2 separate regions of the Homo sapiens genome follow, and region 2 is linked to region 1. A link is an interaction called in ENCODE POLR2A ChIA-PET data of the cell type or tissue named here. Cell type or tissue: PC-9. All regions are shown on one strand. Links, peaks and the distances in the headings refer to the core of each region. The heading gives the core; the rest is flanking DNA. Region 1 overlaps FLNB (filamin B). Region 2 overlaps FLNB (filamin B).

Region 1 (5,378 bases), core at 324-5,323:
AATCCAATTGGGTTTTTATGAGTAGTTTGGTAGTTGGTTGACTGGGTGGGTGGTCCCTTGGTAATTATTTGTTGATTAGTGGTTGTTGGGTTAGGTTGGTTACACTTACATTATAGTCGATGGAATCTCAGATTTGGATCTAATACCACATGTAAGTCGAGTGGATTTTTTTTTGAGACAGAGTTTTGCTCTTGTTGCTCAGGCTGGAGTGCAGTGGAACAGTCTCAGCTCACCACAACCTCCGCCTCCCAGGTTCAAGCGATTCTCCTACCTCAGCCTCCCGAGTAGCTGGGATTACAGGCATGCGCCACCACGCCGGGCTAATTTTGTATTTTTAAGAGTTGGGGGTTTCACCATATTGGTCAGGCTGGTCTCGAACTCCCGACCTCAGGTGATCCGCCTGCCTTGGCCTCCTAAAGTGCTGGCATTACAGGGGTGAGCCACTGTGCCTGGCCAGTTGAGTGGATTTTTTTAGCACTCAAGCTTCGTGGCTCATTGCTATTATTGTGCATGTGAGCGTTTTATCTTTCAGTAGCATTAGGGATGCTACTTGGATGTGTTTTAGTTATTACAGAAATAGTTTTTACTAACTTTTACTAAGTTATCTTTCCTCTCCTGTGTAGGAAGTTTAGAGTGAAGCGGCAGTTGGCTGGAGGTTCTGAAGGTTTCCCCCTTTCACATAATTTGATGTTCCAGTTGCCCACATCAGGACGACTCCCTCTCTTTCTACTGATGTAAGCAGTGGGCCAAATTATGGGGCTCCATCCCTGCATCTTCCTACTTGTCTAAATCTTCGTCACAGACAACATATTGCTCTAAAGGAAACCTAGAAAGGAGGAGAAGCTGGTTTTCGCCCAAATTCCTCAAAATCATCGCCTGTTGTTTAAGAATTACAGTTTGCACTGGAACAATAAGATGTTCCTTAATGTGGTTTTTAAGTGAGTTGGTTGTCGCCTGAATTTCATAAACACTGGCTAAGGATTGTGCAAAAGGGTGTGCTTCCCTTTAGCATCCTTAATTAGGGACAGCGTTTTGAAAACTGCTTTTTATTGTCCTTTATCTGCAAAACTTCTTGAATCCAAATAGCGAGATTCTCATTTCTTAATCACTGCCACAGAAAGTTGTAGATTAGAGAAAGCTCCAATTCCTTATTTCCTGTCTTCCTTTCTTTCTGTGTGTTTATTGCCTGTGTCTCATCCTCACTCCTGCCAGTTTTATAGAATGTAACCTCCCAGCCTCTGGGAATGTTTGGGAGACTTGTTCATAGAGGATCTGAAGAGCAGTTTAAAGTGGACTTACCCAAACTATCTTCTGGAGAACATTAGTCTCTTTGGAGATAAAATTTTTAAACATCCGCTAGTCCAATAGTGTTGGCAAATTCCCTGTGACACTGTAGCCCTCTCTTTGAGATTGTCAATGTACGTTGGCATGTTAAAGGCTCTGAGAAGTCCTGCAGCAGTTAAAAAATTGTTTAGTCTAGTGTGCCCCCAGTTGTTTGGCCACTGAAACCCCCTTTTCTGGAAAAACCAGCTAACATCTGGTAGTCTTTTCTAAGAGGTGGTACTGAAGATGATACTCATGTTACACATTTAAAAATTCTAACATGTGTTTTTCATGTGTTTATAAAATGCAACTAATGTATCAAACCTGTGATTTCCAGGACATAATTACTTAAGCTAAGGAAAAAAGAAAACATGAGTGAAGGAAAAACTTTAGTAAATAGGCCAGGTGGTAAGAGGAGAGAGCCTTGTCTGTGAGTGTGGTCTAGGGGGATGCTGGACCTAGCTTTTCAGAGCTAGGTTCAGGCAGAGCTGCTCTGAGATGTAGACACTGCAGCTGGGGTTCTTGTTGAGCCGGGAAGCAGCTTCTGACTAAGGTGCAGACTGTTTAGATGAGCTGGTCATAAAGAGCCCTGACTGTGGACTGCGTCTCCAGCCACGGCAGCAGCTGGTGGATGGGGTGATGCCTTGGATATTTATCGTGTGTTTCTTGCCTGGCCTGCCCTTGGACAGTGCGCCTCAGGAATGTTAGAATGTGTTCCCCCTTTAGCAGCAAAGCCGATCTGCTGTGTACTTGTTCTGTTTATCTTACTGCCACGACCGTTTATCACGGGCCAGAGTTCAGGGGCACACTGATAAATCTCTTTTAGGAGGATGATGTAACCCTCAGCATTTTCCCCCTACTTGGTTCTGAGTTTTTAAAGCTTTTGTAACACCATCATGTCCTTGTTTGGGCATCTTCCTGTGTACTCCCGTTTGGGTCTCCAGGGTGAAATAGCCAACAGTGGATTCTGGAGTCATGGCCTGGGTTCAAATTCCTGCTCTGCTGCTTATCAACTCTGACTTTGGGTTTAATTGACCTATTCATTATTTTTCTTAATCTGGAAAATGGAGCCAACAGCAGTTCCTCATAAAGCAGCTGTAAGGATTCAGGGGGGTAACTGCACAGGGCCAAGCCCTCAGGTTTCACCTCTCACTGGGAGGTCGGACCTCTGCATAATGGACAAGCTCTCCTAGGGTGCAAGTGAACGGGGGCGCAAGGGAGTTAGGAAGGTGGGTGTTTTTTGTTTTTGTTTTTTGGTGGCTTGAAAAACATGCCCAAGGCTGGGTGTGGTGGCTCATGCCTGTAATTCCAGCACTTTGGAAGGCAGAGGCGGGAGCATTGTTTGAGCCCGGGAGTTTGAGATCAGCCTGGGCAACATGGTGAGACCCTGTCTCTCTTTTTTTTTTTTTTTTTTTGAGATGGAGTCTCGCTCTGTTGCCCAGACTGGAGTGCAGTGGCGCAATCTCAGCTCACTGCAACCTTCACCCCCAGGTTCAAGTGATTCTCCTGCCTCAGCCTCCCAAGTAGCTGGGATTACAGGCGTGTGCCATTGTGCCCAGCTAATTTTTGTGCTTTTAGTAGAGATGGGGTTTTGTCATGTTGGCCAGGCTGGTCTCGAACTCCTGATCACAGGTGACCCATCCACCTTGGCCTCCCAAAGTGCTAGGATTATAGGCGTGAGCTACTGTGCCTGGCTGACCCAAAAAATTAGCTGGGCGTGGTGGCACACACCCCTGTAGTCCCAGCTACTTGTGAGGCTGGGGCAGGAGGATTGCTTGAGGCCAGCCTGGGCAACAGAGCAAGACCTTGTCTCAAAAAAAAAAAAAAAAAAAAAAAAAAAAAAGAAAGAAAGAAAAGAAAAGAAAAGAAAAGAAAAACATGCCCAAAGGCAACCAAATGACTCCATCTTTTGCAATGTAATCTTCAACATCGACTCCTCTGGCAAGCTGTTTGGAAATGGCAAAGTCCATCTCCTGAGGCTGGGAGATTGCTTGTCCAGGACGGGTGTGTCTGGTGAGGAATGGAAGGCATTTGGATGGCCACTGAGAAAGCTGAGCCAAGGAGCATCAGAAAGACAATCAGGCAAACCCACAGAGTCTCCAGGTATTCCTTTGCTGATAGGTAACATTGCACTAGCGATTTAAACAAACAGGTGAAAGGCCATTGCCCTACCACCCCACCTCACCTCTATTCCTTGCTGCTCTTTCCAGAAGCAACTGCATGGTCTGGGAACAGTTTTTTGTCTTGTCAAGAGACAGTCTGTACATAGATGAATTCAATTATATTACTTCTGTAGTACCCTGTACTCAAATTTGAACCTGTCATACACATTGCTTTTATCATTTCATAATACCTGTTGATTTTCCCACGTTAGTACCTATAGATCCTGACAAGCAATTTTGTTAAGATGAAGAGTTCTTCATATGTATTGTACTATGTTTCTTTTTTTGATGATGTATGTCAAGATTTATTATAAAAGTAACAGATGGGTAGGGCATGGTGGCTCATTCCTGTGATCCCAGCACTTTGGGAGACCGAGATGGGAGGATTGCTTGAGCCCGGGAGTTTAAGACAAGCCTGGGAAACCTGGCGAAATCCTGTCTCTACAAAAATTACGAAAATTAGCCAGGCATGGTGGTGACTGTCCCAGCTACTTGGGACCCAAATGTCCCAGATACTCAGGAAGCTGAGTCGGGAGCCTGATCCTCAGAGGTCGAGGTTGCAGTGAGCCGTGATTGCACCACTGCACTCCAGCCTAGGTGACAGAGTGAGACCCTGTCTCCCCCTGGCCTCCAAAAAAAAAAAAAAAAGTAACATATGTAGTTTAAATTTTAAAAATTAAATTTTTGGGGGGGCTGGGTGTGGTGGCTCATGCCTGTAATCCCAGCACTTTGGGAGGCCAAGGTGGGCAGATCACCTGAGATCAGGAGTTCAAGACCAGCCTGGCCAACATGGTGAAACCCTGTCTCTAGAAAAACACAAAAATTAGCTGGGCATGATGGGGGGCGCCTGTAATCCCAGCTACTTGGGAGGCTGAGGTGGGAGAATCGCTTGAACCTGGGAGGCGGAGGTTGCAGTAAGCCGAAATCATGCCACTGCACTCCAGCCTGGGTGACAGAGCGAGACTCCATTAAAAAATAAAAATAAAAAATCAAGCAATGCAGAATAAATAACAACAATAAAATGAAAGCCCATCTTCCACCATCAGCTTCTTAGTTTTCTTCCTAGAAGGAGCCAGTGAGGACAGTTTGGTGTTTATGCTTCCAGATCTTTCTGTTCAGATGCAGTCATGACTTCTGAAAAACAGGATTGTACAATTCATACTTTTCTACAAATTATCCCCTTCCCTTAATACATCATAGAAGCCTATTCATATTGGAACAAACAAACATTTCTTATTCTTTTCACAGCACCCTGTTTTCCTCTTGCTTGAATGTAAAGTTTATTTAACCACTTACTGTCAGGGAGGCATTTGTTTTCAGTTCTCCCTCCCTCCCCCCACCAGTTGTCTTGTAATGAACTGCTTTAATGGCTAAAGATCACTTTAATATCAAAACCTCCCCCACCTCCCATTAGAAAAAGAAATCATGTTAGGGAACTTCAAATTGAATTTACGGACCTTGTGTTTAATTTTCTATCAGCAGTGGCCCCAGCCTGGCCCCTGCAGACTGCCCCGGAATCTGTGGGAGGAGTTGGGGTGGCCTGCAGACTAGAGCACACTGCCAGTTCATTCAGCAGCTCACCGAGCAAGAAACATCTTGATTCTATCAGCCTTAATGCTGTGTCCCATTAGGGACCCAGCTCTTGTGGTCATTAGCAGATGGAATGCTCATCTGTGCTAGAAGGCGGAATTCTAGGGCATTCGGCTCTGAGCAGTCTTGAACCAGAATTGAATGGCTTGAATCCTTTTCACAATGCCAACGGGGAGGCACCCTTAGCTCCCAAACTTGTGTGTGTTATAATACTATGGTAGTAATAACAGTGGTTGTAGTAGCCCCCGTGAATTTGATGGGACAGTCGTCAGGCAGTGCTGCTTGCTTGCTTTACTCCATCGT
Region 2 (5,378 bases), core at 79-5,078, 77 kb after region 1:
ATTTTTATTTTTTTTAAAGATGGGGTTTCACCATGTTGCCCAATCTGGTCTTGAACTCTCTTGGGTTCAAGCAGTCTGCCTGCCTCAACCTCCCAAAGTGCTGGGATTGCAGACATGAGACACTGTGCCCGTCCCCTATGTTTTTATTTTTAAATGTTTTAAATTACTCTTTGGTTCATTTAAGACTAAGTTATGCTGCATATCACAGTAAACCTTAAAATAAGAGTGGCTGAAATAAATGAGATTATTCTCTCTTGTTAAGGAACCCCAGGCTAAGCCACCTGGGTGCCCTGCAGCTCACCAAGGAAGTCAGCTCCATCTCTCTGCTCCTCTACCTAGCATGTGGCTTCTGTCCTTAAGGTCTCCTCCTGGACCATAAGGCTGCCAGTGCTCTGGCCATCACATCCACATGGCAGGCCAGAAGGAGGAAGAAAGAAGGGAAAAAGGGGTCCTCCCAGCTCAGTGGGCTCTCTTAAGCAGCCCTGCCAAAAGTCCATCATAGACTTCCATTCCCTTCTGATTTGTTGGGGGTTGGTCACAATTCACATTACCTAGTGGCAAGGATGCTAGGAAGTGGATTCCCATCTTCTGGGAGCGGTGCACCTAGCTAAGAGTTATGGTCCTGTTAATAAAGAGAAAAGGGAGACTGGATGTGGTGGTGTGTGAGCAGAAGCCTCTGCCTCCTCCCCTCCCTACATTTCAGAGGATTTCGAGCTAAAACACTCTTGGTTCACCTGACAACAAAATTACTAAAAATTGGCCATGTCTGTCATGGTGTTAAAGGGATCTGTGACCCTCTACTCTCCCTACCAAAAAACAAAACAAAACTAGATTGTATTAAGCCATCAATTCTGTCTGTTTCCACTAGAGGCACTAATTGGAAAATATGTCAGGGTTTTCCATGAATGTTTTCTACATCTTGACAACATCCTAAATAGCATTTCTCTATGATCCACAGGACCAAGAAGGAAAACCCAAAAGAGCCATTGTCCATGACAATAAAGATGGCACGTATGCTGTCACCTACATCCCCGACAAGACTGGGCGCTATATGATTGGAGTCACCTACGGGGGTGACGACATCCCACTTTCTCCTTATCGCATCCGAGCCACACAGACGGGTGATGCCAGCAAGTGCCTGGCCACGGGTGAGTACAGGGCATCTCAAGGTCAGGGGCACAGGCTTTGCAATCAGAAAGCCGGGCCGTAGCCCTTCTCTGTGACTTACAAGCTACATGATCTGGGCACGTTGCTCAACCTCACTGAACTTCAGTTTGACATAGATTGAAGCTCTTTGTTTTTATTTGGAGAACATTTAGATCCAAGAAGCTCTTCTAAGGAACAGAGACTGTTTTACAGGGTTACTGCAAAGATTAGATGAGGTCAGGCATGAAAAATGCTTAGCACAGTGCTAGGTACATGATAACTATTATTATATGCTTTTGAAATGTTGAGAACCCAACTCTGATGGCGGCTCCCATGAAAAGCAGCACATTTCTGCCTTTTATGAGTAGATAGTTACTCAGGATTCATTCAAGAGCATTTCAGGTCAGCATTAGAGAAACACATTTAAGGATCTAGGTTTTTTTCATCATGCATATGTAAACCTCTCAGGAATTCTCCATGAATATTTGAGCATCACAGTTTCTTTGGTTTCTTTCTTTTTTTTTCCCCTCCTTTTTCCTTCAGTTTCTAAGACACAACTATTGACTGTCACAGGCCATTCTTTTTTTTTTTTTTTTTTTTTTTGAGATGGAGTCTTGCTCTGTTGCCCAGGCTGGAGTGCAGTGACGCAATCTCAGCTCACTGCAGCCTCAGCCTCCTGAGTAGCTGGGACCACAGGTGCCCACGACCATGCCCGGCTAAGTTTTGTATTTTTAGTGGATTCAGGGTTTCACCATAATTGGCCAGGCTGGTCTCGAACTCCTGGCCTCAAGTGATCTGCCCTCCTCAGCCTCCCAAAGTGCTGGGATTACAGGTGTGAGCACCACGCCTGGCCGGCCTTTCAGTTTTTAAGAACAGCCCTTGGGCAGCTCAGTGCTGCTGCTCAAGCAGATTTTAAAACACGAATCCCCATCTCTAAAATGAGACAGATTTACTTCTTTTTAAATAAGAAGACTAAACACAGGACCACCCTTGATGTGTTCTGTTTCTCTCTTAGCCCATCTTTTTTTGAATGGAGAAAATCTGGGCTTTCACGGCAAGGTTGTGAATTGCTCAGCGTGGCCCTTTTTGGCTCACCCATGGCAAAAAATGGAAAAATTTTGGAATGCAGGCCAATCCACCACCTCCTAGGTCTATGCAGCTGCCAGCGACAACCAGATCATCTTTACTAATTGATGGCATGTTAACGTTGGATGGGGACTTCCCCCTTGCCTTGCAGGCCCTATTTCCTCCCCCAGCTTGGGCAGAAGCCTGAGCTGAATACTTGCCTTTTGGCCACACCTCTGGGTCTGTCATTCAGGGTCTTCCACAGATTGACTCCAGTCTTCTCTTCCACTCCTCCCTGAACAAACTGTTCTTGCCACCCTCCCTATTACTCCTACGCACTTGGCTCATATCTACCAATGTGCTTTTAGTTCATGCTTTTCTGCATTTCCTGATATGTGGATCCTGTGTAAAGGGGCGCCAGAAATCAAGAGAGAGACTGGTCACTGGGGAGAGGTTGCAAGTCTCCCTTAGCTAACAGCACCCATCCTTCAGGGTTCAGCCATGTTTCCTTTCTTTAGGAAGCCCTTTGTCAGTGCGGCAACCCTGGGATATAAATTCTTAGAACCTTTGCCTAGATATGCTGCCAGACACTTCTCTGAGGAACAGTTTGTTATTTTTTCTGTAACTTAGTTCCTCTTCAGCATTTCCACTGCAGTTGGAAATGTCGTTCTTGGTGCCTGGCCCTGTTAACATCTTGAGAGCAGGGACTGTGTCTTGCCCACCTTTATGTGTACCTGGCACTTAAGAAAATGCCCAATATGTTTGCTATTGAAAGTCAACCTTCATTGCCATACCTTTAAATGCTGGCAAACCCAGGCTAACCTTTAGTCAACACTCAGAGCTTACAGATGCTCCTTATTTAGTAAGTAATTGATGACGTAACCCTTTGAGCAACACCTGATCAGGGGATCTTTGGGATATCCCTCTGAATGGCAGCAGTTGGAGGCCTAACATTTACAGGCACAGACAACATGGATGGGTATGATTTGTTCTTGGGCCTCCAGGATGTGTGTCCATACTTCCATTCTCTTCCCCTGAACTCTTCTCCAGGTCCTGGAATCGCCTCCACTGTGAAAACTGGCGAAGAAGTAGGCTTTGTGGTTGATGCCAAGACTGCCGGGAAGGGTAAAGTGACCTGCACGGTTCTGACCCCAGATGGCACTGAGGCCGAGGCCGATGTCATTGAGAATGAAGATGGAACCTATGACATCTTCTACACAGCTGCCAAGCCGGGCACATATGTGATCTATGTGCGCTTCGGTGGTGTTGATATTCCTAACAGCCCCTTCACTGTCATGGTAAGGAAAATTCCTTCTCCCGAGCATGCTGTTATTGGTGGAAACTGTAACAGCTGCCGTTTGTTGAACCCTGACTAGGATATCCTCTTCACCTTTTTTTTCCTTTGGAAAAAAATTTGTTAAGCAGTCATGACCTTGTAGAGTCCCAGAGTAATCTCTAGAAACTCAGAGACCCTTTGGCTGTAAGGGTTTTTAGGGAATCTTACTGGCCACCAAGGTGTCTATCATAATAAGGGACTTGGGCAATATCCTGGCCTAAGCCCAGGCATTTTGAAAGATAACTCCTCAGAAAAACACACCTTTATGAAAATGTTTCTACATAAAACATGACAGGTTTTTAACCGGCCAGCTCTTCCTTCTTCCATCTTCATGGCCATTCTCCATGGCTGGAGGAGAGAGCTTCCTGATGCTGTTTTGTTTGGAGACTTGACTCTGAAATCCCAGGACTCAAAGTACCTCCACTTGTGTTTTGGAAAGATTCACACTTTATGTATGAGGGGGAAATACCTCGTCTTTTGCAGCTAGGAACATCTGGAATAAAAGGAGGAAACCATTATGCAAACACCTGGGTTAGTGAATGACCAAGGTCTTTCATTTTCAGTTGTGAGTTACTTATAGATCTTCCTCTGTTTATTTATTTTTATTATTACATAATAGATCTTCTTCTGAATATTCTTCAACCAGGAAAAGGGTTAGAAACCTTGGGGACATTACCTCATTGAACCCTCAAAACCAAGCATCGTTGGCTTTTTTACAAATGAAGCATGCTTGGTCTAGACAGACACCAAATACCATGCTGTCATCCTCACTGGTGTCCTTTGATACTGTGGTCAGCAGCCGCACTTGACCACAAGGTTTATAGGCCCTTAATGACCTGGCCTTGTGCACAGCCGACAAAGCACCTTCTAATTATTTCATTTTGTGCAGCAATGGAGAGGTGCATGAAGACTCCATTCCAAACTCCAAAGCTCAGGGACTTTCTTCCGAACAGTCTATACTCTGTTGTAGTATTATTCCCTTCCATCGACGTCTGTTTATCTGTAAACAGCATGCCAGAGATCTGGAGGCTCTTTTATGTCTCAAGTATGTAAATGTAAACACTTGTCAACTTTTGACATTGTTCATTTAAGAGTGTTTTTCTCCTGTAGGAAGAAAGAAATACAGCTGGGAAGTTGATGTCCTTATTCACAGAGAAGGGTACCAGTTGTAGTTTTCAGAATCTGTTTTTAGCCCATAGTGGGTTTTATCTGGTTGGTTAGAATTAGGTGGAAGGAGGGAAGAGCAGCCAAGCACTGAGCAGTGGTCATGGGCCTGCTGGTGCAATGATTTGGGGGTAAGAGAAGACCATATTGGGAAGGTCTACGTGAGAAAGTCAGAGTAAAAAAATTGAGGACCCTTTTTGCAGAAGTGGAGGCTTCCAAACTCAGTAATAAGTGTCTTCTAGCCCCTGAATACACACAAAGCAAGAATACTTTGTGTTTACCCACTGCCCCCTGACCACTGCTGAAGGCAGAAAGGGACGATCACCTACAGTACCTGGTTTGGGTCTTTATTCTCTCATTCCAGGGAGAGAACCTTAACTAGATGGACTGACTGACTGTTCATTGGCTTTGGTTGGGTAGATTCCCTGCTTCCCTCTATAAGTTTGACGCCAAAAAAGGACACCGACCAGCACTGCAGTCATAGCAAATGTCTCAAGGAGACCCACAGGGTGGTTTCTTCAAATACACTACTCACACACAGCACATGGAGTCATGGACAAACAGCTTAACTGCCCATTGCCTTTGAGAAGTCCTGGACCAAAGGCCATAGCTCAGCCATTGAAAGATCTTCCTTCTGACTGATATGTCCCTGCATAGCTCCAACCTG

Evidence for each region. ChIA-PET counts read pairs that join two places held together with the same protein. Peaks named below come from ENCODE experiments on the same cell type or tissue, not always from the same donor. Only the 100,000 strongest peaks of a DNase experiment are listed, where the experiment ranks them.
Region 2: POLR2A ChIA-PET joins it to region 1 with 31 read pairs; 6 of 35 experiments call an interaction of 5 or more read pairs at or near these places.

What each region holds. Positions count from the first base shown.
Region 1 is chr3:58,057,634-58,063,011 of GRCh38, forward strand. The region is part of intron 1 of FLNB (filamin B); the gene reads left to right. Among named protein-coding and RNA genes, the nearest start is that of FLNB, 52 kb to the left of the region's middle. In PC-9, for the core only: no CTCF peak of the experiment used is centred there; a DNase peak (open chromatin) is centred at 3,308; H3K27ac peaks cover 4,002 bases.
Region 2 is chr3:58,135,021-58,140,398 of GRCh38, forward strand. It overlaps FLNB (filamin B), which reads left to right. Exons shown (of 46, transcript NM_001457.4): 28 at 959-1,148; 29 at 3,262-3,509. Among named protein-coding and RNA genes, the nearest start is that of FLNB-AS1, 33 kb to the right of the region's middle. In PC-9, for the core only: a CTCF peak has its summit at 945; no DNase peak of the experiment used is centred there.